2 separate regions of the Homo sapiens genome follow, and region 2 is linked to region 1. A link is an interaction called in ENCODE POLR2A ChIA-PET data of the cell type or tissue named here. Cell type or tissue: A673. All regions are shown on one strand. Each heading gives the region's core, and the rest is flanking DNA. Links, peaks and the distances in the headings are about the cores only.

Region 1 (15,656 bases), core at 4,547-12,546:
CACTCCGTTCTCTCGCTTTCCTAACCGTGCTGGACTCATCCTCACTGCCCACCGCTGAAGACTCTTCTCCCACCCCGCAGGCGGGAGGCCTCCAGTGGCTGTCTCTATATCCTCGGGCCCCACACAGTCTCTCCAGGCCCCAGGCTCCCCCCACCGATTTTACAGTGTGGTTCACTGTAATAGTTTGCTGGTCCTGTATATTTTAAATCATCTCTGGATAACTGATAATATCTATACAATGTGTTATACAAATCATTGTTATACTATATTTTTATTTGTATTTTTTATTGTTGTATGTTATCATTTATTTATTTTTTTCAAATCCTTTCCACCTTCCTGTGGCTGGATCCGCACATGCAGAACGCATTGTTAGAGAAGGCCAACTGCATGTAGCAGGTCCTCAAAGAAGAATGAATAAGTGAGTGAATGAGTGAATGCACAAAGAAACAAGGGAACACTTTGGTGACTACGGGAAGGACCGCATGAGTGGGAGTGGGTGAATGACGGAGGGAGCAGACATGGGAATGAATGAGTGGGTGACTGAGCAAATGAATGAGTCAGTAGATGAGTAAGTAAAGGCCAGGCATATTTGTTGGCGACAGTGGCAGAATGAACGAAAGAAGCCCAGCATCTCAAAGGGCAGGATATGGCCCCATCCTCTGCTGCAGTTTCAGGAGTAAAGTAAACAATGACAAAGCTTGGGTCAAGTGTGACTCACGGGATGCAACTAAAACAAGCAAATATCACTGTGAGCTGCAGGGTGCATTCCCAGCTCCGGCCATCAGAAAACCATGGCAACTGAGCCCTTCTCTCCTCTTAAGGCTCCAAAGCAGAAGGCTTACCCCAAGAAATGGGGAGAATTCCACGTTCCATGTATACGGGACATTTGGGATTTTCTTTCTGAAAATGTGGGTCCCGAGATGTGGCCCCTTCCTCTCACTTTTGCCCTTTTCCGTCAGTTTCTTTCTCCTCGAACTCTCCTAAGGCCTCTGAAGCATTAGTTTACATTTGAAAAATATATGTTGGGCTGTGTGACCTTGGAGAAATCACTCCACCTCTCTGAGCCTCGGTTTTCATGTGATCAAATAGAGATGATCCATTCGCGGCATAGCATTGATGAGATAATAAGCACATTTCTTTTTGCCAGAATTTAGATTTTATTTTGTGTTGTTTGGGTACAGTTTGGTGGGGTGGGGGGACAGGGGTAAGGAGGTGGCTGGATGCTGTAAGAATTTATCAGTGCCTGTCTCAGGCTGCTCCACCAGCCTGGGAGTTCCTGGTAGGTAGATTCTCTTATTCATCTTTGCTCCTTCCTTTATTTTCTCCATTTAAAACCATTTTCTGGGTGCTTGCTGAGGGGGCCATGTGCTATGTAGTGGGGCTGCTAAGGTTAATGGGACTCAGTACCTGCCCCCCTCTGCCCAGAAAGTGGGAGAGGGAGCCACCCAGGTGAGCAGGGAACATAAAGAGCTCTGGCTGAAATGGTGGAAGTCTATTCTAGGCACCAACAGGCCAAGATGGGGCAGAGTGGTGAATTACATCTGTTGGGTGGGAGAAGCCATGGAGAATTGAGTAGGGCATCCCCAAGGCCAAGTGGGTTAGTCTGTTCTCACGTCACTATAAAGAACTACCTGAGATGGGGTAATTTATAAAGAAAAGAGATTTAATTGGCTCACAGTTCTGCAGTCTGTACAGGAAGCATGATTGGGGAGGCCTTAGGAAACTTACAATCATGGCAGAAGGTGAAGGAGAAGGAGGCATGTCTTACATGGCCAGAACAGGAGGAAGAGAGTGAAGGGCAGGGGAGTGCTACACACTTTGAACCAATCAGATCTTATGAAAACTCATTCACTATCACAAGAACAGCAAGGGGGAAATCTGCCCCCATGATCCAATCACCTCACACCAGGCCCCTCCTCCAAAACTGGAGATTACAATTCTACATGAAATTTGGGTGGGGACACAGACCCAAACCATATCATTCCGCTCCTGGTCCCTCCCAAATCTCATGTACTTCTCACATTTCAAAATACAGTCATGCCTTCCCAACAGCCCCCCTGAAAATACTAACTCATTTCAGCATTAACTAAAAAATCTAAAGTCCAAAGTCTCATCTGAGACAAGGCAAGTCCCTTCTGCCTGTGAGCCTGTAAAATAAAAAACAAGTTAGTTATTTCCAAGATACAATGAGGGTATAGGCATTGGGCAAATATTCCCTTTCCAAAAGGGAAAAACTGACCAAAACAAAGGGGCTATAGGCCCCATGAAAGTCTGAAACCCAACATGGCAGTCATTACATCTTGCAGCTCTAAATAATCTCCTTTGACTCCATGTCTTACATCTAGGCCACACTAATGCAAGCCGGACTGATTTCATGGGCTGGCATTGAGTGCCTGAGGCTTTTCTAGGTGCATGGTATAGCTTTTGGTGGGCCTACCATTCTGGGTTCTGGAGGATGGTGGCCCTCTTCTCACAGCTCCATTGCCATTGCTTCAGTGGGTACTGTGTGCAGGGGCTCCAACCCCACATTTCCTTTCCACGTTGCCCTAGTAGAGGTTTTCCATGAGGGCTCTGCCCCTGCAGCAAGTTTCTGCCTAGAAATCCAGTCATTTCCATACATGCTCTGAAATCTAGGCAGAGGCTCCCAAGCCTCAACTCTTGTCCTCTGCACACATGCAGTCGTAACACCATGTGGAAGCCACCAAGGCTTATGGCTTGCACCCTCTGGAGCAGTGGCCTGAGACATATCTGGGGACCTTTTAGCCATGGTTAGAGCTGGAGCAGCTGGGATGCAGGGAACAATATCCCAATGTTGCACAGGCAGCAAGGTCCTGGGCCCAGTCCATAAAACCATTCTTCCCTCCCAGGCCTCTGGGTCTGTGATGGGAGGGCTGCCACAGAGTTCTCGGAAATGCTTTCAAGGCCTTTTTCCTGTTTTCTGGGCTATTAACACTCAACACCTCTTCACTTATGCAAATTTCTGCAGCTGGCTTGAATTTCTCCCCTGAAAGTGGGTTTTTCTTTTCTACCATAAGGCCAGGCTACAAATTTTCAAACTTTTACATTCTGCTTCCCTTTTAAATATAAATTTCAGTTTCAGGTAATTTCTTTGCTTATGCATATGAGTTTAGGTTTATGAAGCAGCCAGGTAATTTTTGAGTGCTTTGCTGCTTAGAAATTTAATCTACCAGATGCCCTAAATCATCTCTCTTGAGTTTAAAGTTCCACAGATCCCCAGAGCAGGGGCACAATGCCACCAGTCTCTTTGCTAAAGTGTAGCAAGAGTGACCTTTAGGCCTGTTCACAATAAGTTCCTTATCCCCATCTGAGACCTGCTCAGCCTGAACTTCACTGTCAGTATTACTATCAGCATTTTGGTCACAACCATTCAACAAGTCTCTAGGAAGTTTCAAACTTTCCCTCATCTTCCTGTCTTCTCCTGAGCCCTCCAAACTGTTCCAACCTCTGCCCATTCTCCAGTTTCAAAGTCATTTCCACATTTTCAGGTATATTTATAGCAATACCCCACTCCTGGTACCAATTTTCTGTATTAGTCAGCTCTCGCATTGCTATAAAGAACTACCTGAGACTGGGGATTTTATAGAGAAAATAGGTTTCATTGGTTCACAGTTCTGCAGGCGTATAGGAAGCATGGCCAAGGAGGCCTCAGGAAACTTACAATTACGGTAGAAGGTGAAGAGGAAGGAGACACATCTTACATGGCCAGAGCAGGAGGAAGACAATGAAGGAGGAGGTTCCACACACTTTTAAGCAACCAGAACTTGTGTGAAAACTCACTCACTATTATGAGAACAGCAAGAAAGAAGTCCACCCCCATCTACCACCAGACCCCTCCTCCAACTTTGGGGATTACAATTTGACATGAGATTTGGGCAGGGACGCAGACTCAAACCATATCACCAAGTAAGAAGTGCTGAAGTCCGCTAGAGGATGATGAAGAACATAGTGAATGACTGCAAAGGAATATGGAGACAGAACGAGATGGACTAAATGAGAAAATGGATTTGAAAGAATCTTACAAATTGATCATACCTTTGCAAATGTTGGAAAGTCATTGTTTCCGTGATTATTAGAGTGACAACTTCAGCAGAGATGGTACTGCTTACCCTTCATTGGGTGCCTGCAATGATCCAAGCAACACGTTGTTATCTGAGAGCTCAAAATAAATGCCCCTGTATCAACTGAGATGGACCCTGGGGTTAAGAAAACAAAAGTTACCTGTGAGCCAAGGGTTCAGAGACTGACTGGCATGGCAACTTTCCTTAATTCCTATGGCTACCCAAAAACCCCACTCTTGCTAAACTCCTAAGAATAGGAGCCATCAGGCAAATGATCAGACTCGTCCTAACTCTGCTTTACAACCCAGATCACTACAACTCCAACTGGACAGAGGACCAGGCTTACACACATTCTTTCCTGATAAGTGACTGCAGACCTGAAGCCGATGTCAGCAGCTTATAGAAGCTGTGCATAAACTCTCTTTGTGTCCTGTAGTTTACCTCTTAATGAAAAGAGCCAAATTCTACCATTTTAATGCTAAAACCTGGTCCCAAAGTGAAGATGGGATACATATCACATATATGCTTACCTGTTGTGCCTGCGCCCTAACCCCCTTATAAATATGTGTGACTTTCCCCCCAAACCTATTGAATCTCCATGACTTTATTGTGTAATCCAGGGCCTGTGAAGCATAAAACCTAACCTGCCCATCCTTTCTTTGAAGACAGAGCACCTTTGGTCCATGCTGGAGACTGTCTCTTCCTGGTTTGCTAACTGATATTGCCAATCCAACTTTCCTATTGTGTAGCCATCCTGGTGTTCTTTTGGACAATAACACTGATTGTATACGTCATTTCATTCTCCTCACAACAATCCTGTGAGCTCAGTGTTATTCTTGTTTTACACACAAAGAAAAGTTGGCTCAGAAAAATCAAGCAACTTGCACAGGTCAAGTCAGATTTCAATTCCAGGTCTAGCTGACTCCAAAGCTGTGCTTGGCACTGTTCTATTTTATGGGAGAAGTGCCAGGGGTCCAAGATGAGCTCTGCAAGAGAAGACTGCATCTGTTTGCTGTCCATCATCTGTAACTTGTAGCTGGAATGGTCATATGCTCCAGTTTGCCTCTGACAATCCCAATTTATGGCTACTGTTCTGGTATTATTGTTAAGAACATCTGGGCTTGGATAATACGTCATATTGTCACTCTGTGTACAGCCCAAAGAAAGGGTGCCACATTTGCCTGTGGGCACCTCAGCCTGGGATCTTCAGCCCCTGCTGCCTCTAGGACCACCCAGGCAGGTGAGGGAGCAGGGAGAGGGAAGCATGGACTCGAGTCAGACAGGTTTAGTTTCCTTTCTTGAAAATACTAAACGGATGCATCTTTTATTCTCCTTCAATTGTCCCCACCTGTCGAACCAATGGGTTTCCATGCCTTTCGGAGTCATCTTTACCTTTAAGTTAACTTTCTAGGAGTCTAGAGTTTTCATCAGGAGAAAGAAGGGATTTCTAAATTCTAACAGTCTCCACTACATGTAAGACAGTGCTGGTGGATTTGGACCCCACAGATGTGAAACTCAGGATATATCACGGAGGTGCTCAGCAGCAGGAGAGACGGGCAGGCTCCTCTAGCCCCACGTGGGAAAGGGCGGCACAGCAGTGATGAAGGAGCAGTCAAGACACCAGAGCCCCCAGGGAACTCTGTTCCCTGTAGCTTTTGCCAAAGTTGTGAGTGGGTCTAGAATTTCTTGCCTGTTCTTCAGGGCATCATAGGACCAGGCAGAGGGACCACTCGGTTACTTCAGCTGTGTGTGGGGCAAGACATGGGCTCTGTACTCAGATGCCACCTTGGGATCTACCCAAAAGTGACTGGGCTGACTGCCAAGATATGGCTTTAAACCAGAAGAAATGGAGATGTCTGTAATTGGCAAGTTTATCTTCCACTCCCTAGTTGGAGGGAAACCCAGGAGAAGGATGGAGGCAGTTATGAGAAATAAAACACACTACATTCTCACCCTTAAATCTGCATTGTCCTCTGTGCGTATTTTTTTTTTTAGTTGAATTTTTGCTCTTGTCCCCCAGGCTGGAGTGCAATGGTACAGTCTCAGCTCACTGCAACCTCTACCTCCCCGGTTCATGCAATTCTCCTGCCTCAGCCTCCCAAGTAGCTGGGATTACAGGCACGCACCACCATGCCTGGCTAATTTTTTTTGTATTTTTAATAGAGACGGGGTTTCGCCATATGGGTGAGGCTGGTCTTGAACTGCTGACCTCAGGTGATACACCTGCCTCTGCCTCCCAAAGTGCAGGGATTACGGGCGTGAGCCACCGCGCCCAACCTGTGTGCATTTTTGACTCTAGCTCCAGGATCTGTGCTAGTATTCTAGTGTCACTGAGAGCTGGGGGACCCCAGGTGTTCCTTGAGCCTGGTCTCCACACCTCTGACCTGGAGATCATGCCATCCCTAGTAGGACAGAGCTGGGCGCCTGCTCGTTGTCCCTGCCATGGGAGACTGCTGGTGCCAGCTGTTTCCACCTTTATAACTGGCCCTCCCCCACATTAGCGCCTTGGCAGCCCCCCAGCTTGGAAGAGGGCTTGTCTGCGCCCCACTTCCCTGCCACCCTCATATCCCTCACCCAGGGGGCCATGTGTTCAGGGGGCAGGGAGCTGAAGAATCGCCAGCCTCGCTCGCCCCGGCCTGTAGCCCCAGCTGGCCCGCCTGGTGGCCATCGCAATGGCAGACGCAGTTACTAACAATAGCTGAGTTGGCGGGACCCGTCCACCACAAAACCTCCCTCTGTGGCCTAGATTTTTATAGGAGACAGCAGACCTGAGGTTTCTGGCTCTGCGTAGGTCTTAATCAAATGTCATCAGGCCCAAGGCAAATTTGAAACATAAATCTTTCAAAGCAATTTATCTGTGGGTTGAAAATAATCACAGAGCATATTGGCCCCTGGGCAGAGGTGGCTGCTGGGCCGGTGGCTGGAAGAGGAGATGGTGTGATGAAGCCTCCGTTGAGTCTTGCTGACGGCCTCCAACCCACTCTCAGCTGCCTGATCTGAGAGAAGGCATGGAGATGTTTCAGACTCGAAACTGTCTTCCCTGCCTTGCCAGCACACACACACACACACACACACACACACACACACACACACACGAAGGTGACAAAATTTATTCCTGTATCCAGCAAACTCTGATTGAGTGTTTACTCTGTGGCTGGCTCGTTACGAAGCGATGGTGATGGAGAAGAATAAGGCAGCAGCCCTCTCTCAGGGGTTACAGGCTCAGAGGAACAAGGGATCCACCTGGGAGAGGGCGCAAGGGCCTGAGGGGGCTGACAGTGCTGGAGGGGGCAGGACGCGGCCAGGGAAGGCTTCGCAGAGGGATGGTGCTTGTCTGAGCTGGGAGAGGCACCCACCTTGTCTCCATGAGCGTGGACCTTGTGTCCTGCCTGCCTTGGCAGGAGGAAGGCTCATTGGAGGAGGAAGTTCTAAGGAGATGTTCATTTCCCAGCACTGGGCCCAAGGCTTGGAGCGCATGAAGGGCTCAGGAAGTGTTGTTGAATGAATGCATGTTAGGCAGCGCCATCTCTCCTAGGACCAGGAAAGCCGACCCACAGGGGCCCTGACTCTGGCTAAGGGAAGGATCGGGGGCCATGAGTGGACAAGCCAGAGAGGCTCAAGCCCACAGTGGGTGAGACTTGGCAGTTAGGGCTCAGATCGGGAAGGGGCTGGAATTTCAGAGGTCATTGGAAAGGGCTGAGAAGGACAATTCCTGGGCACCTACACCAGGACTGCTTGCAAAGTCTCTCTTTCGGGCTAGAAAATTTAGGGTTATACCTCGTTTGGGGAGTCTAGTCCCGTGGGTGACTCCAACCTACTAAGTTGTCTTACCTGACAAGCGTGGGGGGTCATCAGGTGGGGCTACCATAGGATCTGCCAGCAACATGTTGACCTTATAGTGTAGAGCAGTGAGCCAGGAGGGGGTGCAAGGTGAGCTCACATTCCTCACTGCCGTCTTCCCATGTTCCCAACACTGGCAACCTTAAGTTGCACAGGGACACATGCCTATAAAATAAGTCTAGCTCCAGCCCCGTGTCCTTTCGTGGGATAGAAATGTTTTACATTTCTTGGATTTGCAGCCTCCTTGGACATTCATTTTTTGGAATTGCTTCCTGGGATCCAGCCTTTATCACCCACTCTGCAGTTGGGCGAGTCCAAGGCTCATTGCATGGTCATCCATAAGGTTCGAGCGCACCCTAGTTAATCTGCCTTGGGTGCAGAGATTTCAAGATAAATAAGGCACAAGACCTGCCCCATGCCCTTAGAAAGGTGGGAGAGAATCACTGGATGTGTGGGATGCCTGCTCCATTCAAGGGAGGGTGTCGAGATGAAAAACAGATCCTTTACTCTCGGGATGCTCAGAACTAAGCCAAAATCTGGAGTTCTTGGGTTGGTGATAAACTTCTGTGACTTATGGGTGCAGGAGGGACTCTGGAAGTCTGGGTGCTCAAAGATTGAGCTTTCCAAGACACCTCCATGAATTATGACAACAAGACAGATCATTTGAAATAAAGACTGTCCTACAAATTGCCAGTTGCCTGACCGGTGACCCCACAAAGCTTCCTGCTACTAAACAAAGCCCCAGCGTGGAGCTGAGTACTTGGTCCTTTGAAATAACCTTCTCTGAGCTATTGGAAAAAACAGTCTGGTGCAAAGAACAAAGGCTTCGGGACCAGGCTGACCTTGATTCCCACTCTCACCATTCATTCTGTTACACTGGATGGATTGCTTACCTCCCTGAGCTGGGAAGTAATGCCTCCCTCCAGGACTGGTGTGGACTAGAGGTAACACAGGCTTCCTGTCCCGGCCAGAAGAGGTGCATAGTCACTGTGCCCCTTCCTCCTGGCCCCTTCCCTGCCCTCTCCCCTGCTGTCCTCCAGGACTCCACTGCCTGCTCTCCAGAAACACCTGTGGGCTCTGCTCATCTGACTGACAAGTTATGGGGAACAAAAGACTCCATCTAGCTGGAGGTGGCCCAAAGGACATTGGATTCCCTTCGGGCTGCCAACACCAGCCTCAGGTACCCCAAGCCCAAGGAGAACTGACAGGGACAAGCTGAAGAGGGCCCCACATGGATCTGGGGACCCAGCATCCCAGCTATGAGAGAGATCAGGCTTCCAGGCTAGGCTGGTGTGAGGGTGCAGAGGCAGGTCAGGCGCCCGGGCAGGGGCTCCTGGTTCAGACCTTGCACTTCTGTCTGAAAGAAAGCCAGCCCCCCAGGGTGCAGGGAGTGAGGTTGCTCAGTCCTGAGTGTAGCCGACGGGCAGCAGTGAGGGAGGGCTCCTCCCTCTGGGTACATCCTCTGAAAGTGCTGCCTTGTCAACATTTCTAAAGGTAATGTATTGACATGGATTTTTTTTATACTTTCATATATATGTTCTGGGATCCATGTGCAGAACATGCAGGTTTGTTACATAGGTATACACGTGCCATGGTGGTTTGCTGCACCCATCAACCCCCTTCATCTACATTAGGTATTTCTCCTAATGCTATCTCTCCCCTAGCTCCCCACTCCCGACAGGCCCTCGTATGTGATGTTCCCCTCCTTGTGTCCATGTGTTCTCATTGTTCAACTCCCACTTATGAGTGAGAACATGTGGTGTTTGGTTTTCTGTTCCTGCGTTAGTTTGCTGAGAATGATGGTTTCCAGCTTCATCCATGTCCCTGCAAATGACATGAGCTCATCCTTTTTTATGGCTGCATAGTATTCCGTGGTGTATATGTGCCACATTTTCTTTATCCAGTCTATCATTGATGGGCATTTGGGTTGGTTCCAAGCCTTTGCTATTGTGAACAGTGCCTCAATAAAAGATTTGATTCAAAAACATTTTAGGAAATAACACAGTGTGAAGCGGGAGGTTGAGAAGGGCAGAGAAGACAGCTGAAGGAATGGGCTTTCTTGCAGCTGGTGCACTGGGTCCCCCGCCACAGTCAGTCTCCTGATGAAAACAGCTCACACTCAGGGACACCAGGCACCTCTGTAAGTGACTGGCATAAACCCCATGGTCCTGACAGCAACCTCCTCAGGCAGGATTGCTACAGGGCAGGGAACCCTAAAGTGGAGCTTAGCCTGCTGGGTTCTTGGCTTTGCCCAGGAAAGAATTCAAGGGCAAGCCAGGGGTAGAAGGAAACAGCTTTATTGAAGAGGCAGTGTTACAGCCCCGTGACTGCTCCTGCAGAGCAGGGCTACCCCGTAGGCAGAGAGTAGCAGCTTGGGGAGTTTTGCAGTTATATTTGTACTCACTTTTACTTGCATGCATATTAAGGGGTTATGCAGAAATTGTTAGGGAAGGGGTAGTAATCATTGGATCATATTGCTATGGAAAGGGGCGGTAAAGCCCAGGTGTCGCCATGGCAACAGTGAATTGACATGGCACACTCGTGGGCATGTCTGATTGAAAGCTGCCTCTGCCCTGGTACCTGTTTTAGCTAGTCCTCAATCTGGTCCGGTGTCCTAGCCCTGCCTCTAGAGTTGAGTCCTGCCTCTTACCTCAGTATTATTTCCATAACCCTTGCTTTGCAGATGAGGAAACTGAGGCACAGAGAGTTTCCTACAGCCTACTGGAAGCACAGAAAGACTCACTTAAACCTTATAGCACTGACCCTGAAGCCCCCTGGGGTGCCCACCATGCCCTCTACCCTTCGGGGTTAGGATCTGTGGGTATGTGCCCTGCTGGTCTCTTGGCTGGGCAGGGCCAACTGGGCAGCCTTCCTCACAGCCACAGCCACAGCCGTGAGGCTTGGGCCAGGTGCTGGGCCTGAAAGCTCATTGAGCCTCACTGCTTTTCTTGCAAATGGGGGTGCCACGGAGGCCCAGAGAGCAAGGGGGTGGTCCCAGGTAAGAAGACAATCAGAGCAGAGTGTGCGCAGCCCCAGAACCTGGCCCATCTGCATCTCTTTCCTCTGAGCCCTGACCAGAGGCAACGTCCCGTGAGCAGACAACTGGCCTTTCTTACCTCAGGAACTTTGGAGACAGAGAAATATTTCTAAGCCTTTAAAAGAAAATTCTTAAATCCATATTTATGATTTGCAGTCGCAACTAAAAAAGAATAACACCAACTGTTAGATCAATGGAACTGATTTGGAGGAGGAAATATGTATATATTACAAAAAGCCAGTCATCTCCATTTGCTTCTGAGATTTTGACAAGGAAAGTATTTAATGACTGCACCGAACTCCTGTGACTGATCACATGGAGGCACGGCCCAGCAGCCTGAGTTCAGCTCTCAGCACTCAAATGAGCCAGGAAGAGCAGAACATGCTTCAGTACAAATGACAGAAGCCGGCCGTAGGCAGGCAGCTGGGAACCCCCACCTCCGACACATGTGTGTGTCATTTCTCTCCGCCGTGAGTGCAAAGGAGGAGCCCAGCCTGCCCCGGTGTCCTTCCTGCAGGTCCCTTGGTATGAGGAAGCAGGGGTACTGGGCACCTCGCTCAGAAAAAACTTCCTGAGCTTGTTCTTTCTGATCATAAGCATGACACATGCTTATTACACAAAATGAAAATAATTCATAAAGGTTCAAATAAAAATGTAAATCTAACCACACAGAGACAATGAATCATCGCTCTCGTGTTGGGGAACATCATTCCAGATTTTCCTGGGCACATATGGTTTTATGGGGAGCAGACAATACTCCTGGTCTGCAAGCCAAGAAGGGAAGGGACCCAGCTGAGCTGTGGTCTCCCATGGGAAGCGGGTGGCAGGGGGACCCCTGGCTGGGGGCTACTGGGTGCCCAGCCCCACACTACCTCCTCTGCAGCCACTGCCTCACTTGTTCTCACAACACCCTCTAGGGCATGGATTACTGTCCTCACCTTCATGTCAAGAAATTAACCCCAGATTCTTGGCAGAGTTGGGATTTAAGCCTGGACGGCAGACAGGGAAGCTGCCGTTAGAGGTTGGGAAGGTCCCTGGGGAGGAGTGGGCAGCGGGGGGCTGCTTTGCAGGCACGGAGAGGCCTAGCCAGCCCAGGAGGTCCTCTGCACTGACGCCCCTGTCACAGAACCGAGCCTCTCGGAACACTGCAGCTGCAAGATCAAACCTCAAATTGGGCAGAATAAGTCCTTAAAGATGGTTTTCTCTGGTGATTACACTGGCTGGTGAGCAAACCTTATTAGTAATTAGCTTGCCAAAGATAGCAGCCCCTCAGAGAGCAGAAGACACGGTAATTACTGCAGCCAGCCTTTCTAACTATTTCCAGCAGAAATCAACACCAAGCCCCTGGGACTGCTGGGGACAGTTTTAAATTCTGGAGCGGAGGCCCAGGACTCTGCTGCACATTCTCTGTGTGACCAAGCATGCCTCCCTCTTTGCCATGACCAAGCACATCCCTCTCTTTGAGACTCTTTTCTCTCATCCGTTCAACAGTGATAACAACTCGCCTTCATTACTGCACTTCATTCATAGCTATGTGGCTTCATGCTCATGTGAACTACTAGATGGTGGTGGTGGGGTTGGGCATAGAGGGGCAGCTTTGCTGACATGGAGACGTTAGAGGTGAACCACAGGGGACCCGTCAAGCAGAGGACGAAGGGAGTGCATCTGAGGACGGGGCCTAGTGCGGAGCCACATCAGCAGGGGCCATGCCCTGAAGGCCTGGGGCCTCACTCCTGGAGTATGAGCCTTGTCCTGACAGCTGCCAGGAGTTACTGGATTGTCTAAAGCAGGAATGGACAAGTCAGATAATTGCCGAAAAGGAAAACTCTGAAGATAGGGCACTAATGGCCTGGGAGAGGAGAAATGGACAACAGGAGACCAGTTAGGGGCCATGGCAGGGATTCAGGGGGGCTGTCAAGGGTGTGCAGCCCCCTACAGACCTGCCAGTGGTGACAAGAACAAGGGTGAGGCTGACTGTATCAAGGGCAGAAGGGGACATCATTCGCATGCGGCCTTTGAGGATGTGTTGGGGTGCCTGGTGTGGAGTTGGTGGGGAGGACACCGGGAGAGGAAACGAGGTGGGAACCGGGGAGGGCAAGGGATTGGGCTGCTCTGCTGAGAGGAGTGAGGTCTCTGGTCAACGGGCAATGCCAGCCCCCAAGAGTCTTCTTTGGGTTGTTGTGAGAAGGAAGAGGCTTGGGCATGGCATGGCTACAGGTAAGGGGCCATCCGGCACACTCAGAGCACACTGGGGCTGGGGTAGATGGTGGCACCTGTCTTGGCTGGAGGAGTTGGGAGGGCTGGGGAAGGGACGTGTGATCTCCTCTCCGATAAACCTGGACGAGATGCCAAGTATAACACAGAGGCTGGCGGCGGGGCCTCCTCCTGTTCCCGGTGGATCAACTCATTGTGGGACTTTGGGCAACTTTCATTGCTGTTTGGGTTCCGGCTTCCAGAGCTGGCTCTCAATGACCTCGAGGTCCATGACTCTGGCTCAGTGGAATGGCCCAGGCTTAGTGATAACTTCTGAGCCTGGAGGACCTGGGGCAGATGGATGGGCTGGGCAGGCTCTCTCTTAGTGCTTGCCTGAGTTCCTCCAGGAAGGTAGAAGTGCCCACACTCTGTAAGTGAGGAAACCAGGGTCCAGGCAGACATGCCCAAGGCTGCCCCATGGTGAGTGGCAGAGCTGGGCTTCCGCTCAGGCCTGCCTGGCCCCACTGCTCACACCCTCCCTACACAGGAGCATCATGAGAACCAGTGCACCCACCTGGAAAGGAAGACCTTGCATTTGATTTGTTTAAAATGTAAAACTATATCATGTGATTTTCCAGGTGAAATAGATCTTTCAAGGACTCCTCCGCTACTTCTGCCTTGCCTAAGCTTATGTCCCTTCTATTAGAAGCAGAGATCAGCTTGTCAAGACCAGGGGAAAGTGATTTTAAAATTCCCAGATTGGCTCCTGCCTCAAATACACACAGCTTTTATTATGACCTAGCCAAAAAGAAAAAATGTAGTAAAAGTGCTAATAGATTACAACATGAAGTGACCAAGTCTATTCAAATGACCACTTTAGCCAGTGGGCTCAGAGATGGTGTCTGAAAATGGAATTGCAATGTAGAACCTTAAATATCTCATGAATCCCCCTAGTTTGTGCTTGGCTCATAAACACTGCACAAATAACATTGGCTGGATGGCTGGGTGGATGGATGGATGGATGGATGGATAAGTGAATGGATGAATGGATGGATAGGTATACGTTTGGGTGGCTGGGTGGCTGGGTGGATGGATGGATGGATGGGTAAAGGGATGGGTGGATGGATGGATAAGTGGAGAAATGGATGGGTGGGTGAGTGGGTGAATGTCTGTATGGATGGATAGATGAGTGTGGGTGGGTGGATGTATATATGGATGGATGGATGTTTGGGTAGATGGGTGAGTGGGTGGATGGATGGATGGATGGATGGTTGGATGGATGGATGAACACATAAAATGCCCTCCCTCTCTTCTTTCAACTATCTAAATTCAAGATCTAATATGGTTTGGTTCTGTGTCCCCACCCAAATCTCATCTTGAATTGTAATCCCCATGTGTCAGGAGAGGAACCTGGTGGGAGGTGATTGGATCATGGGGGTGGTTTCCCCCATGCTGTTCTCATGATAGTGAGTTCTCATGAGATCTGGTGGTTTAAATGTGTGTTCCTACTCACTCCCTCTTTCTCCTGCCATGTAGGATGTGCTTTGCTTCCTCTTCGTTTTCTGCCGTAATTTTAAGTTTCTTGAGGCCTCTCCAGCCATGCAGATCTGTAAGTCAATTAAATCTCTTTTCTTCATAAATTACTCAGTCTCTGGTAGTTGTTTTTTTTTTTTTTTGTTTGTTTTGTTTTTTTTTTTTTTTTGCAACAGAGTCTCGCTGTGTCACCCAGGCTGGAGTACAGTGGCGCGATCTCGGCTCACTGCAAGCTCTGCCTCCCAAGTTCACGCCATTCTCCTGCCTCAGCCTCGCAAGCAGCTGGGACTACAGGTGCCCGCCACCACGCCTGGCTAATTTTGTGTGTGTGTGTGTGTGTGTGTGTGTGTGTGTTTTTAGCAGAGACTGGGTTTCACCATGTTAGCCAGGATGGTCTTGATCTCCTGACTTTGTGATCCGCCCGCCTCGGCCTCCCAAAGTGCTAGGATTACAGGCTTAGGTAGTTCTTTATAGCAGTGTGAGAATGGACTAACACAACATCTAACCTCAGAGATCCATCCTCTTCCAGGAAACCCTTCCCGACTATTCTGTCCCACAAAACTGTCTCCCACATGAACAATCCTCTCTTCTATATCACCCCTCTCAGAGGAGCAGATTACCTATGGTTGCTCTTTGGAAAAGACCCCAACATAGTTGGAGTCTTGTTTTCTGTACTAGACCATGAGCTCCCAGAGGTTGAGGCCCTATCTGTGTCTCTGCCTCCCTACCGCACTTGGCCAGGGTCTCACATGGTGTCTGCTGGGTAAGTGAGGAGTGAGGGGTGGGCACTGCTGCCACCTGGACTGGGTTGGTGAAATGCCACCGCAGCAGGGGAGATGGGAACAAGGCAATGTGTCCCAGTCATACTGCACTCAGCCAGTCAGCTGCCATGGAATCTCCCTCCTCAGGAGCCTCCCTGTACTGGATACCAGGATAAAGAAACTTTATTTGCCAAGAAGCGGCATCTCAGTCTC
Region 2 (11,828 bases), core at 1-8,000, 59 kb before region 1:
CCCGCCTCCCGCCTGGCTTTCACTTCCTTGCTTTTGGAGAGAAGATGAATGGAAATGTATGACTTTGTCTGTGGTATAAAGACATGGATTCAAGTTCAGGGTTTGCCATGGACCTGCCGTGTGACCTTTGGTAAGATCTTTCACTTCATTTTCACATTTATAAAACAGAAGCAATGATAATACTGGCCCTGCCGGCCTTCCGCATGTGTCTGTGGCTGTGGCGAGTGACACGAGCATGAGAAACAGCATCATGAGCATGATAACAGCCACTTTCCTCATCTCCATTCTGTGCCAGCGACTGTCATAGAGGCAGGGGCTCTAAAAGTTCCTCATCAGGTACAGTGCACGCATGCACCGTGTGTGTGATAGAAATCTTTATTTATAGCCCTCCATACAAAAATATGGCATTTAGTCATGGATTAATCAGCAGAAATTGGTATATATAGTGCTCTTTTTCTCTCATTTTAGTGATAAGCTTTTGCTAAAAAAAAAAAAAAGGAGGAAACCATCACTGAATATGGTAATGATAATACTTAAAAAATTTTAAAGTCAGGTTTGTTGAGGTGTAATTTGCATACTGTGAAGTTTAGTTGGACAGTTTTGTAAGATTTGCAAAATGTATAGAGTTGTGTCAACACCACCACAATCCACAATCCAGACAGAATATTTTCATCACCCCCAAGCGATCACTCTCATCCCGTTTGAACTCAATCACTCTTCCCATCCCCAGCTCCTGGCAACAGTGGCTTAGATTTCTGTCCTTAATGGTTTTGCCTTTTTCTGAGTGGCACATAAAGGCAATCATACAACAGCCTTTTGTATCTGACCTCTTTCACTTAGATTATACCTCTGAGTGTGATCCATGTTGTTGACTGTGTCCGCCATTCCCTCTTTTTCCTTGCCGAGTGGTATTCCCTGGTGTGGATATGCCAGTGTGTTCATTCTTTCACCTGCTGAAGGACATCTGGGCTGTTTCCAACTTGGGTCTATTACAAATACAGCTCTTCTGAACATCTATGCAGAAGTCTTTACATGGACATCTATCTATACATTGTTAACATTTAATTTAATTTAATTTTAAGTTCCAGGATACATGTGCAGGATGTGCAGGTTTGTTACACAGGTAAACATGTGCCATGGTGGTTTGCTGCACCTATCAACCCGTCATCTAGGTTTTAAGACCCGCATGCATTAGCTATTTGTCCTAAGGCTCTCCCTCCTCCTGCCCCCACAACAGGCCCAGTGTGTGTTGTTCCCCTCCCTGACATGGACATCTATATTTTTTCCTCTAGGAGTAGAATGGCTGGATCTTATGGATCTTAACTTTTTTTTTTTTTTTTTTTTTTGAGACTGAGTTTCGCTCTTGTTGCCCAGGCTGGAGTGCAGTGGTGCGATCTCCGCTCACCGCAACCTCCACCTCCTGGGTTCAAGCGATTCTCCTGCCTCAGCCACCCGAGTAGCTGGAATTAGAGAACCGCTCCCCTCCCCAGGACTTTCACCCCACAACTCACAGCCATCAGAAAAGGCAGCTGTGGAACAGCTGTGGAACAGGAGCACTGGCCTGGGAGTCTGTCATCATGTCACCTTTCTGAACTTATTTTTCTTCTCTGTAAACCTGGAATAGTTGTCATCTCTTCCATCATCATTAGGAAAACTAAGCTGGAAACTGCATATAACTTTGAACACAAGGCCTAGCAGAAACTGAGTTCCCTCATAACAGATCACTCCCTCCCTGGGTTGTCTGCGTGATAGAAGTTTATTTCTCTCTTGTTTTTGGATCTTTCCAAAACAAAATAATGCACAGGATTGCTGAGATGGGAACACAGCAATGCAGGGTACAGAGCTGCTTTTGACTTGGGAAACACCAGGAGAACCTCATTTAATGAAATACCCACTAATGTCCACCATGTGTCTAGGTGCTAGGAACACATGGTTATGACATCGGGAGAAGAGGGAGGCTACACTACAATGCTTTGGGCAGGAGTGGGCCAGCAGCTTCCTTTCCATAATAGAATAAAATTCTTAGGTGAGGCAGAAAATGTCTTTCCCAATTCTGTCATGCTTTGCTCTGTCTTAATCTCCATTTTCAGTCCTGTAGGCCAGTCTTAGGTAATCGTTTAATCCTCTCCTGGGAAGGAGAATGGGGATTAACATTTATTGAGTATCTACTGTGTGCTCAGGGAGGGTCATTTCAGTTTCACTTACTTGACTGGGACGTTGGCCAATGAGGAATCTGAGGCCCCAGGAAACAAAGCTATTGTATGGTAGAGTTAAGATTTGAACCTGGATCTGTCTAACTGCACAGTGCTTCAGACCAGTGAGCAGGCCTTATGTTTTCCACAGGCAACTCTGTGGCCTTGACAGCAGGGACCTTATCAGATTCATGTCTGTCTTCTCAGCAGCATCCAGCATAGCACAGCACGCATGGGTTGGGGCAGGGGACTTATCTGATGTCTGGTGGGGCGACAAGGGAGTGGGCAGGTAGATGGATGATCGGATAGAGTGATCAGCATCCTGCACATGAGAGTCCTGCCAACAGCCCCCCAAGAGTCCCCAGGCCGCCGACTGGAACCCGCTGCTCTAAGAACTCAATCCTTTTCCCTTTATGTGTGCAAGAGTAAGTGGGAAGGAGAGGAGATGACAGCAGCAGGTGGGGAAATGGTTCTCTCAACATTCCCCTCCTCTAAATCAGAAGCTCCTGTCCCACCTCCTCAGCCCCTGAGCCTGCTGACCCCAGGCTTTGGCTCTACGGGCTCTGTTCTGCTGGCTGGGGCTGGAAAGGGCTATGTACTATGGTCCGAGAGAAAGTGCTTTCTGAAATTGATGTGGCTTGTGTAGGAAGGAGGTGCACTTTTTAGCCTTTGTCCTGGTTACAGAGACTTGGGTATTTAACTGTGTTCATTTAAAAGTCAATTTACCCCAGGAGATGGGGGAACAGAGTGCTCGAAAGCTCAAATGGCATGATTTTTGCAAAAGCCAGACGCTGGGTAAATCAACCCCGCTCCCATTTTCAAACTATCAAAATCAAGGTCTCTTTGTTAAGTTGTTTATTTGGTACAGACAAGCTGCCAAGACTGCAAATGAGACGGCGCTTGGTTGTTGTTCATTCCTGCTGATGGCTTGGCGAGGCCAATCTTCCTTCTGTGTTGCGAATCCACATGGCTTAACCCCTCCGGTCCTTCCCTCATCACTCTGCAGCCTTTGCCATGAGCATTTCTCGGAGCTGTTGTGAGAACCCAGTGGGTCAGAGGTGACAGCTTTATTAAAGATTAAGCTGTCCTCTCTTCCCTTGGGGCTGGTAATATTTAACTCTTGCTTTGCAAATTGTTTTTTCATAGATTTACACACTCTCCAACAGGATCATCATTGCTTGAGGGCAGGTATCACACTGTACACTTTCCACAAGGCCTTCACTGTCTTACACAAGCATTCAATAAATATTTGTGGGTTTAGGGTGCATGCGTGTGTATGCACACATGTGTACACATGTGCAATGTTACTGGAGATGGAAGAGTTACACAGAAAACCCCAGGGAATCAGTCAGCAGGCAATTTTAAGCCCAGCTGCTTGGGGGGTGGTGGGGGTGGTTGATAACAGGACAAAGTCCGCAATTATCATTTAGGGGACTTTTTGTAATGGAATCCTTTAGAGAATCAGCTCAGATGACATATTATTCTAACCCCAAACTCAAGATTTTCTCTCTGGCTGCCTGTAGAAAAAGAGGTGTGCATTTGCATGGGAGGATAGCTGTTCCTGCAAACATTTATTCAAGGACAGGAAAAGGCAGGGCCCCTGAGAACAAGAAAAAATCAGTGGGTGGTTGAACCACGCAGTGGGAGGAGTGGGGTTTCTGAAGCCGTCAGGGCAGCATACAAAACCAGGCTCTGCTGCTTGCAGTGAATCTCTCCTCCATTGTAACTGAGATACGTATATCCTCTTTTTTCTTTCTGCTGTTTCTGTGTTAACGGCAAATCCACTTCTTAATTTCAGGAAGGTCCACAGAAAACATCCTGGGGTCCTGAGCTGAAGTGTGATGGGAGGAGTCCTCTGTATCTCAGTCTGATCCTGGTCTCCCTCTCGGCCATGGTCTCACACTAGTGCTGCTGGGAAACCATCCCTCACATCCAGTCCTGGCATCGGGCAGTGACTCTGGTCCAACTGTTGTCCAACTCAAGGGTTTAGCTGCTTAGATTTTCCTAAAACTTGAATTTCATTTTCCTCTAGCCATGGAATACAGATTAATCCTTTACAATTAAAATCCAAGTTCAGATTTTATTTGTTGTGGTTTTTAATTAAAATCTCACCAGCACTTTGTGGATTTTTTTTTTCTTAGAAAGGCAAACACACTGTGCGTATCAGTCAGCCTGGACTGCCATCACAAAATACCATAGACTGTGTGTCTTAAAACAACAGAAATGTATTTTCTCACAGTTCTGGAGGCTGGAAGTTCAAGGTCAATGTTCTGGATGATTTGGTTTCCAGTGAGGCCTCTCTTTCTTGCTTGCAGATGGCTGCCATTCTTCTGTGTCCTGTAGGGAAGTTCAAACTTTTCCTCTGAAGGTTTGAACAAACTGACAATATGCAGACTAATAGGAGGAAGAAAGGCATTCAAAGTTGCTAATGTGCATAAGCACAAGGCCACAGAAAATATGAGATTCAAAGGAGCACCAGGCGCCTGAGGCTTAAATACCCTCCTCATAAGGGAGAGGGAAATGGGGTTGTAGGCAATTGCGAGGGGCAGTAAATGACTTTCAGTAAACGCATGAGCCCAAAGAACAATGTCCTGGGACAAAGTTCCCCTCTGCTCTGGAGGACGTGGTGGGAAGGTGAGGGGTGGAACTTCACTGTGCACAAAGGTTGTCTAATTATGCAGATAGAGTCTCCCAGGTGATGTCTCCAGCTGCCCTCAGAAGAGTAGATGAAATTCTCTCGGGGAGTGGTGAAGACTCCTGGTCTCTCCTCTTCTCCCTGTGATTAATCTTCTCCCTGTGGTTAATCTTCTCCCTGTGCTTAATCTGATTTCCAAAATCAGATAACGAAATTCCAGAGTGCCCCTTCTATGCTGGGACAGGGGTGGGGAGAGGTGGGCAAGAAGCAAGAGAAGATTAGAAAGTCCTTGGCTGTGAGGCACCTTCTAAAGCTTCCAATTTCCTCACATTCAGAAGTGCCCAGCATGCCAGGCACCATATCCTCGGGTCTCGTTCTCTGTGCCCCACATGCTCACAGCTTTTCCTCCATGCATGTGCACAGAAAGAGGTTGAGCTCTCTGGTGTCTCTTTTTTTTTTTTTTTTTTTTTTTTTTTGAGACGGAGTCTCACTCTGTTACCCATGCTGGAGTGCAGTGGTGCAATCTCAGTGCACTGCAACCTCCACCTCCCAGGTTAAAGTGATTCTCCTGCCTCAGCCTCCTGAGTAGCTGGGATGACAGATACACACTACCACACCCAGCTAATTTTTGTATTTTTATTAGAGATGGGGTTTCACTATGTTGGCCAGACTGGTCTCAAACTCCAGCCTCAAGTGATCCACCCACCTTGGCCTCCCAAAGTGCTGGGATTACAGGCATGAGCCACTGTGCCTGCCTTGGTGTCTCTTATAAGGGCACACGTGTATGACCTCATTTAACCTTAATTACTTCCTAGAGGCCCCATCACCAACTACAGCTGTATTAGGTGTTAGAGCTTCAGTATATGAATTCTGGGGGGACAGAAACTTCAGTCCATAACACTGAGTTTCACAGTTGGTGCTTTGGGACTCAACGGCACACAAGGACTAGATGTTAGAAAGTAGAACTTCTCATTTGAAGATGGGGAAACTGAGTCCTCAATGGGGAAATGATGCAGCAAATGAGAGGTACAGCCAGATGTGTTCACTTTATCCTTCTCCATGAGCAACTTTATGGGAGGAACAGCTAATGCGGAGGGCATCAGGCAAACGCCCAGGCTGTGCTCTTGTTTGCCTGGGAAGTGTTCCTCTGAGTCTAGGTGAGATGGTCAAGGCAGGTCTCAAATACCACCAAGTACAAGTTGACAATTCCTCAGGGCCAGATGTATTTTGGAATCAGTGTTTTTCCCAAAAATATTTTAAAAAGTAATATCATCTATATTCTGTACATTGCACGACACCTCCAGCAACTCTAGAGATCCAGGCAACACCCTGGAATCAAACACATAAATACTTCTGCAGAGAAATCTCAGCGTCTGCACACTACGTGGGATAGGTCAAGGCAGCCCAACCTGTCAGGCCCAGCAGTACCACCACAAATCTATGAAATGACCTTCTGTTTTCAGAATGGCCAACTGGGGATCATGCACTCTGACCATTCAACAGATGTCACTCTTCTGGTGGACGGAGAAGAAAGAAGTAGCTTATTGACAGTTGGAAAGCTGGCAAGTCTGGGGGCTTCCTCCAATGGCCTGGATGGTCCTAGGGGCTCTGGAGACACGAGGAGAGCCCGTCTATTTGCTGACAGTGGGGAGCTACAGCAATGGCTCCCTTCCTTCCAAGGGAAACAGCCCATGACCCACACCTCCCCAGCCCCCATGTTTGGCCAGAAAGGCTTTTTAGCAATTTCTCATCCACTCATTGCCTGCTGAGCTGCAATTGCCACCTCCCCCAATGCTGAAGTGTGCAGAAGTTTCTCTCTGATCCAGGATGTAATTAGCACCTGCCAAAGTACTGGGCTGAGATGAGAGTGGGATTCCACTCTTCTCCCAAAAACTGTTCCTCAAGAAGCAGTTGGTGTCTAGGAAGAAAATTTCTGACTTGGAGGGATTAAAAAGTGATCTTCTAAAATGCAGAGGCAGGTGGTGTTTGTCTGGGCGAATGCGTCTGGGTTTACATGTTTGATTTCAGCAAGCACACTGACAGATGCCTGGTGAGCTGCAAACACTTACTTTGTTCAATAATGGGCCCATAACCCCACACATGAATGCCTCATCTGAGAATATTTTACTGTGCTCCCCTTGACACGAGAGAATCTTCTGTAGGTAGGAAGAGGTTGTCTGTTAACAGTTGCTTTTATCTTCATAGTTATTTCATATAAAGCAAAACAAGGGACAGAGAACTTTAGAGGCTCTGTTTATGATAAATTATTTTAGGGAGCTTTGCAACCAATTAGATATTCAGTGATAAGTGAATTCCTGAGAAGGTTGTGGTCTTAAAGGACATAGTTGCACATGGCATCAGAGTTTTTCTTTCAATTTTTTTTTTTTTTTTTTAATGAGACCAAGTTTCTCTCTTGTCGCCCAGGCTGGAGTCCAGTGGCGTAATCTTGGCTCCCTGCAACCTCCCCCTCCTGAATTCAAACGATTCTCCTGCCTTAGCCTCCCGAGTAGCTGGAATTACAGGCACATGCCACCATGCCCAGATAATTTTTGTATTTTTAGTAGAGACAGGGTTTCGCCATGTTGGCCAGGCTGGTCTCGAACTCCTGACCTCAGGTGATCCGCCCACCTCAGGCTCCCAAGGTGTTGGGATTACAGGCATGAGCCACCGTGCCTGGCCTTTCTTTCAATTTTGAAAGAAGCCAAAGTTGTTCATACACAGATGGGTTGGCTGGCCACAGTGATAGCAGTAACGATGAACACTGCACCATGCCTTTTGGTTTCTGAAGAATTTTCACATTCATGGTTTCTTTTGCACTCACAACATCCTTATATCCAGTTTGTAGATTTATATACAGACTCAGAGTGGTTAAATAACTTGGGCAAAATAAGGGGAGGAACTGACACGAGATGTCATACATTTTCCCAGAGAAGAATCCTCCATTCTCCTGCCTTGAGAGGTTTGGGTGGAAATAGAGACACGAGCCTTACAAGTACATCTGTTGTATTGAATTAGGGTCCAACACAATTCATAATTTATCTGAACTTGATTACACCTGCAAAGACCCTATTTCCAAGTAGGGGTACCAGGAGTTAAGACTTCAACATATATTTGAGGAGAAGCACAATTGAACCCATAACACACTGTTCATAATGAGATTTGTGATGCCACCAATGGACCTGTAACCTGTCATGCCGCTGAGCGTAAGTCAACTGTGTAATCACTGTATTAGTCCATTTTCACACTGCTGATAAAGACGTACCTGAGACTGGGAAGAAAAAGAGGTTTAATGGGACTTACAGTTCCACATGGCTGGAGAGGCCTCAGAATCATGGCGGAAAGCAAAAGGCACTTCTTACATGGTGATGGCAAGAGAAAATGAGGAAGATGCAAAAACGGAAACCCCTGATAAAACCATCAGATCTCGTGAGACTTGTTTACTACCATGAGAATAGAATGGGGGAAACCGCCCCCATGATTCAAATTACCTCCCACCGGCTCCCTCCCACAACACGTGGGAATTATGGGAGTACAATTCAAGGTGAGATTTGGGCGGGGAAACAGAGCCAAATCATATCAGTCACTAATTGCAACACAGCCTGAGGACATAAGAAAAACTTGTGCTGTCTCAAATTATATCGTTAAAGACAGGAAGACTCTACAGATGCCGTCATAGATTATGCACCATGTTTTCCTTGGCTATGTACATTTATGAGATGAAGGCTTTAGCTTTCTCTAGGAATAGCACAAGAGGCAAGGCATTTTTTGGAAGAGGATCAGGGTGGGTTTGCAATTCCAGAGAAGTAAGGGTGAGGTGAAAGGGAAGTGAGTCCAGAAAAGGGGGAAAGCAAACACAAAGCAATGCACGGCTGGGCCGGCCACAGCTCCCTAAGAAAGATGGAGCTGACTTCACAGTCACATGGATGTCACTGGGGAAGCCATCTGAACCACTGCATTACAGAACAACCCATTAGGGTGGTGGTGGGAGATGTGCTGGAAGGGCAGGAAATTCATCAGCCAGCCCCTTCTGCTCTCCTGGCTCTCACTGGTTAAAGCTCACCCTCATGGTTGGTAACTTCTCCATGAGGCTATGTTGAATCACTGAGTGCCTCTGGGGAAACCAGAACCATGCACTGTGTTCCATTTGAGACCAGAAGCTGTAGGAGGAGCCAGGTCATGTTCTGCTGTAGGAGCTGCCAGCCGTTCCCAGGCAGGTGGGCTCAGCTCAAGCAGCCTCTGTGCTAGAGGCAAGTCTGTACGGTACAGTCTGGGGCCAGCTGCACATGTGGACCATGCTGCTGCAGCCTAGGCAGCCTATGAGTCAGCGGTGCCCATCCGCGTTGCCCAGCTGGGGAAGGCATGCTGGAGGCTGGAGCAGGTGGGTGCTCTGGCTGCCATCCAACAAATGGCCCCACGCCGGAGGCTGGGCAAATCCGGAGGGGCAAATCAGGACAGATTCCATCTCCATATGTTGTGGCTCTATTTTGGAAACGCTGATCAGCTTGTTACACCTGTAACCATGGATCCCTGCCATTCACCAGTGGATATTTTGAATGCATGAAGTTGATCTCACGAGTTTTCTAAACCATTGAGCTGACAGGTGTGGGCTGTGACCTGCCACACTCTCCTGCTTGGCACCTGGTGAGAGCCAGTGCTCAGATGGAAACCACCCTTCTTGCAGCCCCTCCTGAGGAATCCTCCCCATTTCACATGGGACAGTCTTTGCCAAGTCAGTACTTACCATTCCTAACTCTGAGGTGCAGACCTGCAATTTGAAAGCCCTACGAGGAAATCAGCGTTGTTGCAATTGCCTTTACTTGGCTCAAAAGCCGGGTGAGATAAATCTTCTTTAAAAAGAGGAGGGATGCAGGCAATTCCTCAGCTCCTGTGGGGGAATTTTTTTAAAAAAAATTTTTAGTAGACTATCTACTCGACATCAAGTAGAGATGCCCCACCCAGGTCCCCTTTTAGTAAGAGCTTGTTGCTGCCAATGTCCGCTCCTTCAGGGCTTGCTGGGGCTTCAGAGGGTGACTTCAGCCCAGGCTGGGCAGGGAAGGGCCCTTCCCAGGATTGTCCACTTTCAATGAGTGATCAAGGCAAGGGCTTCAACTCAGCCATCGTGGCCCAGTTCTGCTAGACAAATCCACTCCAGAGCTCCCCAGGGGGCTGACGAGGCTTTGCTGGGCCTGCAGTGCAGCTTGGGTTCCTTGTCTGCTCAGTCCTGCCTGCTGGTCCTCCTGTTCACCGGTGTCTACCCCTGATAACCCTCTGGCACAGTGAGTGCCTCCTCACATCTGCTTCCAGAGGACCTAACAGGCAACACCTCTGTGACAAGGTCCTCTTGCCTGCCCTGTGACATGCTGGATGAAGAAGAGGTGATGCCCTACATCAGTCCTTTTTGAAAGAGTGAGTTAGTGACCTAAGCAGGGCAGACGAGACAGGTCGGCGACTCTGGGGAAAGGAGGTGCTGTCTGCCAGACTGAATAGTGTCCAGAGGGAATGCTGGTCCATACGTTCTCAGCAGGGAGGTCCAGCCAGAGAGGAAAGAGCATCATAATGGGTCGTGCTCTAAGAGGCTGGGGAGGTGAGCTGACCCAGGCACACGCTCAGGTGGGCAGGCACCAGGAAGGCTATCCAGGTAAGGACTTGATTCCCAGACCCAGGATTAAAGTGGCCAGCTGAGGCCATGAATGTGAACTTCAGGAGTTGTTTCAGTGTTCAGGAGCTCGGCTGCCACTAGCCCATAGAGAAACTTTATACAAATTAGGAGAAGGCACCTCCTGTCTGCCCAGTTCCCACCTGGATGTCATCCCACAGGCACTTGGTGTGGTGTGCAGATGGCCCTTTTGGGTAAGCAAAATGGTGCCCCCTCCCGTAGACAGATGCAGCTCTGCTCCAGGGAGCATGGCTTGGCAAGGGGCACGCGGGCTGGGTTTCAGCTCCCACTCAGCTCCTCTGCCAGGAGCCTTTGTTCTGGGCACAGAATATAAAATTGTGCACACAGCCTTGCTCCCAGATTTCCCTTGGAATCAGTACGATCCTCGGCCTTGGAGAGTCAGTGCAGATGGAAACAGGGCATCTCAGATGGCCCCAAACATGCACCACACAGTGCTAATGGGCACTTCCTCTGTCACCTGCAAACTGTGTGACAATACATGTACGTGGTCCTTCCAGAGTTGTCTCTGATCCTTGAAAGTGCGCTGTGAAGTAAGTACTGTTAACATTCACATTTTAAAGATTAGAGAAAAGAAGCTCAGAGAGGACGGGCGATTTACCTAAAGTCACACAGCAAATGAGAGGAAAACTGGGGCTAAAACTGCTCCACCTGACTCAGCAACCCAAAAGGAAACCATTCCATTGTGGAGCATTTAACAGACAGTCAGCATTTTAGAGCAAAGAAGGCCGTGCTAGTTCATCTAGTCTAAGAGTACAGATAAAAAATCTGAAGTCTGGAGAGGTTTCATGACTTGCTTAAGATTACGCAGCAGCTTAATCAAACAGCCATATCCAGAACCTGGTCTGCCTGCTCAGGGCACTGTCATGTTCATCTCCCATGATACCCCTCTGCTGATTCTTGAGCAAGAAAGAATGTGAGAGAAGCCCAGTGTTTGCCAACCCATGGGGCATGTCCTGCACACCATGTAGAAAAACCTCTTCCCTCTATGTGCTTCCCATTATTCCATCAGTAAGAGCTCTCAAAATCAGAGCCTTTACCCTCCACTCATCCATCCTTCCTTCCTTCCTTCCACTCATCTATCTATCCATCCACCATCCATCCATCAATTTATCCATCCATCCATCCATCCATCCTCCCATCCATCCATTCTTCCATCCATTCATCCTTCCTTCCATTCATCTTCCCATCCATCCACCTAACCATCCATTTATCCATTCTTCCTTCCTTCCTTCCTTCCTTCCTTCCACCCATTCATCCCTTCTTCCATCCATCCATCCATATCTTTTTACCTCAAACATTCATTAGGTCCTACATTGGGTGCTGA

What was found. ChIA-PET counts read pairs that join two places held together with the same protein. Peaks named below come from ENCODE experiments on the same cell type or tissue, not always from the same donor. Only the 100,000 strongest peaks of a DNase experiment are listed, where the experiment ranks them.
Region 2: POLR2A ChIA-PET joins it to region 1 with 13 read pairs; 2 of 35 experiments call an interaction of 5 or more read pairs at or near these places.

What each region holds. Positions count from the first base shown.
Region 1 is chr2:10,935,732-10,951,387 of GRCh38, forward strand. No RefSeq gene overlaps it. Among named protein-coding and RNA genes, the nearest start is that of KCNF1, 32 kb to the left of the region's middle. RefSeq lists an enhancer at 1-992. In A673, for the core only: no CTCF peak of the experiment used is centred there; no DNase peak of the experiment used is centred there.
Region 2 is chr2:10,880,844-10,892,671 of GRCh38, forward strand. LINC01954 (long intergenic non-protein coding RNA 1954) reads left to right here. Exons shown (of 2, transcript NR_110575.1): 2 at 3,991-4,275. Among named protein-coding and RNA genes, the nearest start is that of LINC01954, 8.5 kb to the left of the region's middle. In A673, for the core only: no CTCF peak of the experiment used is centred there; a DNase peak (open chromatin) is centred at 3,858; H3K4me3 peaks cover 598 bases; H3K27ac peaks cover 4,293 bases.